Linked DNA regions of Homo sapiens: all the other regions are linked to region 1. Evidence: read pairs that join two places in POLR2A ChIA-PET (ENCODE). Cell type or tissue: CD4-positive, alpha-beta T cell. All regions are shown on one strand. Links, peaks and the distances in the headings refer to the core of each region. The heading gives the core; the rest is flanking DNA.

Region 1 (3,012 bases), core at 282-2,781:
CCTACTGAACTTGATCTAAGATTCCTTGGGATAGGAAAAAAGGGTCCCACTTAAAATACAATAAAGTGTAGAAATTTCTTCTGATGATTTTTCTATCTTATTATCTTAATAACCCCTTTAAATCTTCCTGTTCTCATATTATTACATATTTTCAGATAAAGTATATCAATGATTTAAACTCCATCTCTGAGCTGCTGAAAAAAAAGAAACGAGATTCAAGCACAGGCTCACCTAATTTTGTGGTAATGGATGATGACTGCAAGTCACAGTGGCGGCGGATGTTGTGAGCAAGTTCATTACAAATTTATGTCTTACTTAAGCTTCCTTCCATCTTGCAGCGGAGCGAAGTCTCTTGGGTCAGATTTCTTCAACTATAACGGCTGACATTTTCAAAGTTGAGTTATATCTTACTGCCCTCTGCATCTACTTTATGAGGGTTTCTGAATTAAGGCTGGGCTGTAAGGTGTCTTGACTCCTTTGGTAATTGCATCATTTCCTGGCCGTGTCTAGTATATAACGCGGAGAAGTGAAGCAATTGCCCAGATAATAACACAGTTTGGAAAGTAGGAGGATAACAAACACAGTGGGTTTGAAGGACTTGCTTGGAGCCTTGGGCAGATGTCCTGATCCTTCACTAGGCATACCACCCACAGCTCTCTCAGCCTCGTTAGCCTGCGTGTGCCAAATAAATAAAATAGAACCGCGTGCTATGAGGCTACGTGACCCTTCATCACCCATATTTGTTGAGCACGCGCTCTGCACCCAGGACAGCGCGTCGCTCCGGCTCTTCGCCGAGAAACGCTCTCAGCTGGTGGCAATCTATCGTTAGATTTAGTAAAATGTTTAGAGGGACTTAACATCCGCGTGACAGAGAACGAAGAAAGACGGAGAGGGACAGAACTTAGATTTGGAAAGAGCAGCTAAAATGGTTAATAAAATAATAAAGCAAATTACAAGGCTCTGGACAGTACGCGTCCAGACAACACTTGTCTTGGTAAAGAGATTTACATGTTACGTAAAGAATGAGAATTTCCAGGATATATTTTCCAGCATGGCAATAGGAAGAGGATTAGATTTGGAGGGTATAGGTTTTTTCCTTAAGGGGCCATCCCGGCGCTTCCGAGAATTTGCTTCAATTTCAGGAAATAGATTCAGGGACCAGGACTCAGAACAAGAACAAAGTGGGTGTGGCTTAGACGCAATACTCTATCCCCTACTGGTTAGAGGAATTAAGTGCAGATTTTTAACACAACAAATATATTTAGGAAGAAGCGTTGTGCAAGTTCCCTGGTGGTCTAGTGGTTAGGATTCGGCGCTCTCACCGCCGCGGCCCGGGTTCGATTCCCGGTCAGGGAAGTCTTGTTTTTCTTGACATTCGTATCCTTCATGCAATTTAGAAGTCAAGAGTTTTGTGTAGTTTTCACTTGCTGGTTGGGTTTTTTTTTCATAGTTTTTTTTTTTCTTTATAGTTTTTTTTTTCTTTTTAAATCATAAGTTTTATGTACTTTTCATTCGCTTGTTGGGGTTTTTTAATCATTAAAAATTGACCGTTTTAAAAGTTTATTTAATCTAAGGCTTAAAATACGCCATCTCTATTTACAGGTAATGTAATTTATAATCAATCAAATAACATAAAGTTCTGTGATTCTAAAATTGTATTTTTCAGTTTTTAAAAATAATTTGGATGTGTTTACAAGCAGTCAGTTAAGCCTTTGTTTAACCTTGATTTTGTTTGACTAATAAAAGAGGAAGATAGTTTTATGAGGAATAATACTTATTCAGTATCATGCTTAGAGTTAATTTTTAGTTTTTCTGTACATTAAGATTATGTACTTTGGAGATTATTTGCCTATATTGGAGCTATTCCTACTCTCATCTCTATAAATATGAGATCTTTTCTGAGATGTATGGTTGGACATAGCTAGTTTATTGTGTTTTAATAACCCATTTAGTTAATGTTTTTTTGGCTAACTTTAAATTTTCTCTAAGAGATTTACACAAATATGGTAAATGTGTTACATCCAGAGTATCAATTCCCACTATATAAACCATATAGGCCCCTCAAAAATGCACCTACTTATCATTAGTAATTCCCACATTCAGGGTAAAGTAGAATTCTGGGAGTTCCTCAAAGGAAAATATGGCAATGTTGGAGTCAAAAAAAGAAAAATAGTGTTATATAGACATTAAGGGTTTTTTTGATCCTGAAAGTTCTAAACCATCCTAACCTTTGCCACTTACTGAGCTGTTGGATTTTTTTTTTTTTTTTTTTAATTTGAGACGGAGTCTCTCTCTGTCGCCCAGGCTGGAGTGCAGTGGCGCGATCTTGGCTCACTGCAAGCTCCGCCTCCCGGGTTCATGCCATTCTCATGCCTCAGCCTCCCGAGTAGCTGGGACTACAGGCGCCCGCCACCAGGCCCGGCTATTTTTTTTTTGTATTTTTTGTAGAGACGGGGCTTCACCGTGTTAGCCAGGATGATCTCGATCTCCTGACCTCGTGATCCTCCTGTCTTGGCCTCCCAAAGTGCTGGGATTACAGGCGTGAGCCACCGCGCCCGGCCCCGCCTTTTTTTTTTAAGGAGAAATTTCATCATAGCATAGAAACAGACTGAAAGCTTGATTGCAACTAAAATGAGTTTGTTTTGCTCTCCTTTTAGCTGTGCTGAGACTGATTGGGAAGAGGAGAATGCTGAGTACTTAATGTTCCAGGAAGTCCATTGTGATAGGTGCCATGGGGTTAAGAAAAGATGTGATTTTTGGTGCTTAAGAAGCTTTCACTTCATTGGATAATTAAGACAAAAATATGTTGCCACCATTAACAAAAATAATTGGCACCATTCATTGATTATTTGCTGCATATCAAGTACTTCAAATAATCACGATATATGGTAAAAGAAGGGAGAAGGAAGTGAGCACTAGAATCAAAATAGAGCTTGAAAACTGTTTTTCAAGCTGGACCTAAAGGCTAGAAGTATCCGGAATGCCTGAGAAAAGGAGAATGGACATTGCTTC
Region 2 (3,012 bases), core at 204-2,703, 50 kb before region 1:
TATAGAAAGATTTCACTAAGGCCCCTGAAAATGTCACTACTTTTCTTAAGGTAAGATGGAAACAGCTGGACTAGAGAATTCGGTTAACTTAGAGGAAACTGATTTATAGCAAACTGAAATACTTAACGATAACTATTTCATGTACTGACAGTACTAATATGCCATAATGCATAAAGCTTTCCAATTCAGCCTTTTAATCAACTACTTGGATAAGAACATAACACATGCTATTCAAGTTGCATATCTGACGCAATCTAGGGAGGGCAGAAAATATGTTCAATGTTAAAAATCAGGCTTCAAAATTCCTGGAAAATAGAATAATAGACAGAAAACAAACAAGACAAAATTCCAATTCAGATGGAAAAACACTTTTCCCCCCTCACTATGAGCATAATTTCTGTCAACAAAATAATGAAATGTGGTGTTTATTAATAAAAGTAAAGGATAAGTATATATATCTATACACACACACACACACACACATACACACACACACACACACACACATATATATATATATATAAAATATATAGAGAGAGACACAGGGCCTCACTTTGTCACCCAATCTGGAGTGCAGTGCCATGATTAAAGCTCACTGCAGCCTTGACTTCTCAGGCTCAAGCAATCCTCCCACCTCAGTACCCCAACCCCTAGGCCCCTGCCAGTAACTGGGACTACAGGCACTCACCACCATGCCTGGTAATTTAAAAAAATTTTTTGTAGACACAAGGTCTCACTATGTTGCCCAGGCTGGTCTTGAGCTTCTGGCCTCAAACAATCCTTCCACCTCAGCCTTCCAAAGTGCTGGGATTACAGGTGTAAGCCACCTTGCCTGGCCTAATATTCTTATATTTGCATTAATCAGGTCATATCAAGATGGCAAAGAATCTGAAAACTCCATCTTAGGTGGAGAGATTTAGAAACTTATGATACTCATCCTGGAAAAGGTTCAGGGATGGAAAGGTACGATACTCATCCTGGAAAAGGTTCATGATGTTGTCTTTAAACACATGCAATGATAATATATGAAAGATGGATTTGATTTATTCTGTATGGATTCGAAGTAACAAGGAATAAATAGAATAAGCTGAAAGGAAATAAAATTTAACCAAAAATTTAAAAACAACTTCCCTCTAACAAGAGTTTTTCAAGCAAGAAATAAGCAGCCTTGAGGGTCCTTGAGACATTGTTATAGCTCGAAAAGTTCAAGTCCAGGCTGAAAACATTCTATTTGTCAAAGGCAGTAGATATTCCAAACCTAGCATGGTAGCCCACACGACCTCCATATTTCGACTAAAAGATTTTATAATTCTGAAATTAGGCATGATGCCTGTATTAAGGAGGTTAAGTGGAAGAAGAAAAATATCAAGTTAACATGAACCTGACACTTAGAAAAGAAAATGCTGTGTTTTCTTTCTAATCTCTCAATTACTTCTTCTAGGATTCCAGGGCATTGTCTGATTACTATATTACCTGGTGCTTCTATACTCTTAGAGGGGGACGTTAGTTCCTCATATGATATGACTATACAGCTAAAGCCACTGTGAAACAGTGCACTAAATTAGAATTTTGAATGCAGGAAAAGAAATTTACTAGTTGTTATCAGATCTACACAGACATAACCACTTCACCGCAGGTTGTTTACTTGAGAAAACACAGGAACATCTTTGCTAGTGGCTTCCTTTGCTGGAGAGGATGCTGCAGCACACCCAACTATTCTCAACAAACACAACGTATATCAAGTTCCTACACCGATGTCACTGCTTACAGCATTAAGATTAGCATCCTTCATTTAAAACAGATATGAATGATTGGTCCTCACTTAAAACAGGATAACTATACTAATACACTAATATATTAAAATCCAGTCACATAGTTTATTTTAAAAATTCCTATTAATAAGGAAAAACTTAATACCACCAAGGTGCTCTAACTCCTAGCATTGTACATCTGTCTCTTAAAATAATATGTAAAAGTTCTACTAAAAAAATTGAAACAGGAGCTCAAATACTTTTGGACATAGATTATAAAGAGGACATATTATAATAATTTGTTACCAATGGTTATAAAAATTTTTTATGGAAAAATGTCTAAACTTTAAAATTTTATTTTTAGAGATTAAAATTTTAAATATAAATTCTAAAATTTCTAAATTAATGTTTTCATCTAAGATATTACAATTAAAAAATTCTCTTATGGAAGAGAATGTTCTAATTATTTTTACATTCTATTTAAAGGGCACTATGGAGGTAGCAGTTAAGAATAAAGGCTTTGGAATTAGATACAAGTAGGAAGAGACCCTGGCTCCATTATTTGCTAGCTATGGAACTTGGGGAGTTATTAAACCACTCCAAGCCTGTTTCCTTGCCTATAAAAATGAGAAAACTAATACCATAGTGAGGTCATATTTGTAAATCTCCTGGCACAGCATGAGTGTGCAATCAGCAAAACAGAGCCCACAGTGCCACCAATCCGCACAAGTAAAACTAAAACACATTACAGGTCCTAGACAGCCAGCCTAGGTGCATGTATCCCAGTATGGCTCCTCTCCTGCCTTGCTTCTTTGCTAATATCCTCATGGCATTAAGTAACCACCAGTCTTCAAGTGGACATCCCTGAGGGATCCCTTTCTGATGCACCATCCTCATTAGCCAACAAGCATGCTCTAATGCCTCCTCTTCCTCTTCCATCTTCAAAAACTCACCATTCCTTGACTCTCACATCTTCCTCCTGCCAAGGCCTGAATATTTGGCTTCCCTTCCCAGCCGATTTCCCAAAAGAATTAGCTAGAAGCTTGGTCTCCACTCCCTTACCTCCTATTCACATCAAACTGGCTTCTCCCACCACTGTGCTGAAACTGCTTTTATCCAATCAATTATCAGTGACCTCCAAGTGTCAATCTTAATGGATACTTTGCAGTCCTCATCTTAATTTACCTCTCAGCTACTTGCAAACCTGCTGATCATTCGCTCCTTGAAATTCTCTCTTCTCTCAGCTGCAGTGATTCTATCT
Region 3 (3,012 bases), core at 204-2,703, 140 kb before region 1:
TGATTGCTCGGTCACTGAGAATAGTATATAACACCAGAAGATTTCTACCTTTGAAATGCCCTAAATGATTCTCTTTTAGCCTTTAGATTTAGGATCTGAATTGTTAAAGGACTAATCGGAGATCATTCAGTAGGTAAGTCTTCTATAAATAGGGAGTTTGCGGTGATGAGGATAGTTTTTAATCAGGTTCCTGATGTTTTCTCTTAAGGTTGTGCACATAGAAACCACTTCTGTTAGAAATAACGAATGATAACAGCTACCAGGAGCATGAGTACAAAGAAGTGTGAAGCTTTAGTCTAAATTACAACTAGGTTACAATTATTTATGTACTGTTCAGAGATGATAAAAATAGTCTCCCCTTCTAAACCTAGAAACATCATATTGTACAAAACATTTATTATTTAACTCTAGCTATGCTTATGAATTACCAAAGTTCATTTTACTCTAAAATCCATTTTTGGCCCTTCTTAAATTATGGATAAATCACTGGATTACTTTCAGATTGAAGAGTGTATATTAGGCTTCTTGGCCTTTTGTGTAAGATCAAGTGAAGGATTATATTAGACAACTAATTCACCAAAATGTACTAGTATTAATGATTTTATATTATAGAGAAAAACATTTAAGTTAAATCCAGTGCAAGTTGTCAGGCAGTAGTGCACTACTCAATTTCCAAAATGCACAATGACAGATACAAAGTACCCGCTGGCGTCTGAGCCAGATTTACAAGTAAGAAAATTAAGCTTACTAATTTTACCATTTTCTGGGGGAGTGTTTCCGTAGTGAAAACACTATCAAGAATCACAAACCAAGCATTTTAAATGAATGAAATAAAACACTCTGTTTTCAGCAAACTCTGTGTTTATCACAAGTATAAAATGAGGCTGTGGAATGAAAAAAAATCAAATATGGATTTCTGGCTCCAATGAGAAGAGGCAACCACACCATAACCCTCTCCGCAATGAATAAAACACCTGCTGGTAGAAATGTCAGCACAATCCTTTCTAATTAGAACGACTTTCAAAAGAAACTCGGAGGTACATCACTGAGAATTCACCAGCACCTTATTAGCCCTCGGGACGCACTCCAACATACCTTCACAAAAGGCTCTTCGTCAGGTCTGGCACAATAGAAAATCTGGATGTCCAAGGGTAATCTTTGGCCTCTCATTGTGAGCAGTGAGAAGTGTGGCTCTCTCTCTAATGAGGAACAAGTTTTCTCTCTACTCTGCTTCCACACCACAGTTACTTGTAGCCACGCTGAGCTACAACTGTTTTCTCAGTATCTAGTTTCCTGCATGATTGAGTTTCTGTTTCCCTCAGGAGAAGTTTCAACATTTCTACAGGAACACACCCAAATTAGGATTTAGAGCAAACACACTTCCTGCCAGGCATCGCTGTGAGACTGTAAAAGGACACTTTCACCTTTGAAACGGTGGTTTCCCAACACTATGATAAAACCCCATTGTTCATTTTTTTTCTTTTCCTTCTTATACTTTTTTTCCTAATCGTCCCTCCAGTGAACCTAGCTTTTCTAGCCCTGCCTTTTCAGAGTTTTTTTTCTTTTTTTTTTCTCCCCCGCCCCCAGCACCTTCTTTAAGGCTAAAGCTCCATTTAAAATGGTACGTGTGATCCCTGGTATAAGCTTGAATCTCAAAGGAAGGATGAAAAGGAGCCTTCGGTGGAGGTAGGCTTCATTACAGTTAGAACAAACGGCATTTCACTTCAATACTATGTCATGTTTGTTGGTGGGAGGGACTTAAAAGAATGGGAAAACATCTGGTTTACATGAGGTTGTGAAAGATGTCATCTTACATGTAGTTTTATAAAACAGTTGGCAGAGTAATACTTATCTTTTTACATTTTGGAATTAGTTTTAATGACTAATAAGCAGGATGAGTCCTCCTCTACACTTCAGATCACATGTCAGGAGGTTAGAAAGAAATACAGATCAGCACTGGATCAATTTTCAGTGATATTTCTGTGATTCTTCCAGATCCGAAGTGGCCTTTCAGTCTTGGGCACAGCTGCGGGGATCAGAGTGTATTGTATTGCTCACACTGGGGGTTATAAAGAAGACTCTAGCAGATACTTAGAGACCAGTCCACGGCCAGCAGAACTGACTCTCAATGCAACAGCCTGAGCACAACCTGGGACAGAATGCCAGCAAGACAACACTCTCCTCTGGGCCCCTGGGACTCCAGGACAGCGGACATTTATTATTTCCTATATGATGGTGGGTGCCAGGTGCTTTGCCAGGCACAGAGACATAAAGCTGCTCACAGTCTCCAGCAGGTGAGGAGACAGTAGAGAAACAATTCTAAATAAATGGGTGCCATTCCATGTGATTGTAAAAGGAAAATAAAATCTTGGGATCACAAACTCACTACAAAAAAAGGGAAAATTAAGCTTTGAAACTGAGCCACACAAACAAAAACCATCTTTCCTTTTGTTTCTAAACAGCTGTCTCCCCAGGTGGTCTCCCTCACCTGGACAATGTAAATTAACAGCTTATTTTCACAAGTCGGAAACAAGAGCAGACTAGAAATTGACCTTACTGCTCACCTCCAGACCAATGCATACTGGACTTCTTCCACGACTCTGTTTACTTCATCTTATGTAAAGTGCAGATTTACTGCGCACAAGGCATACATGATTGAGGGTTCCTCTACCCTCTCCTTTGCACATGCAACATTTGGATTCAGTGCACACTAATCAAAGACTCACAAGAAAGTAACCGTTTGTCTCATTTTTTCTACCCTCCTCTTTTCTCCTTCCTCTCCAGCCCACTTTTCCCCCTTTAAATACTGAAGCCCTCAAAACCCTCTTTGGAAAAAGTGCAGGACACAGATCCTACTGTGGCTTGTGTCTCTTTTTCCCTCCCTAACCAGATGCATCCTCAACCTTAGCAAAATAAACCTCTAAATTGATTGAGATCTGTCTCAGGCATTGTTTTTGGTTTATAGGATACAGATGCCAAAATCTACAGCAGACACTCAAAGGAGGTTGGGGT

The links. ChIA-PET counts read pairs that join two places held together with the same protein. Peaks named below come from ENCODE experiments on the same cell type or tissue, not always from the same donor. Only the 100,000 strongest peaks of a DNase experiment are listed, where the experiment ranks them.
Region 2: POLR2A ChIA-PET joins it to region 1 with 11 read pairs; 19 of 35 experiments call an interaction of 5 or more read pairs at or near these places.
Region 3: POLR2A ChIA-PET joins it to region 1 with 10 read pairs; 17 of 35 experiments call an interaction of 5 or more read pairs at or near these places.

The regions. Positions count from the first base shown.
Region 1 is chr6:125,778,591-125,781,602 of GRCh38, reverse strand. TRE-CTC1-7 (tRNA-Glu (anticodon CTC) 1-7) reads left to right here and starts at 1,285; the gene lies at 1,285-1,356. It also overlaps a transcript of NCOA7 not described here. RefSeq lists enhancers at 225-284, 112-660, 661-1,210 and a silencer at 1,165-1,434. In CD4-positive, alpha-beta T cell, for the core only: no CTCF peak of the experiment used is centred there; DNase peaks (open chromatin) are centred at 452, 732 and 1,252; H3K4me3 peaks cover 1,033 bases; H3K27ac peaks cover 937 bases.
Region 2 is chr6:125,828,233-125,831,244 of GRCh38, reverse strand. All of the region lies in intron 2 of NCOA7 (nuclear receptor coactivator 7), which reads right to left. Among named protein-coding and RNA genes, the nearest start is that of NCOA7-AS1, 11 kb to the right of the region's middle. In CD4-positive, alpha-beta T cell, for the core only: no CTCF peak of the experiment used is centred there; a DNase peak (open chromatin) is centred at 1,664; H3K4me3 peaks cover 289 bases; H3K27ac peaks cover 2,305 bases.
Region 3 is chr6:125,917,515-125,920,526 of GRCh38, reverse strand. The region is part of intron 11 of NCOA7 (nuclear receptor coactivator 7); the gene reads right to left. It overlaps LOC124901397 (a long non-coding RNA gene), which reads left to right and starts at 1,485. Exons shown (of 2, transcript XR_007059741.1): 1 at 1,485-1,686; 2 at 1,996-2,347. RefSeq lists an enhancer at 1,109-2,308. In CD4-positive, alpha-beta T cell, for the core only: no CTCF peak of the experiment used is centred there; a DNase peak (open chromatin) is centred at 1,396; H3K4me3 peaks cover 935 bases; H3K27ac peaks cover 1,365 bases.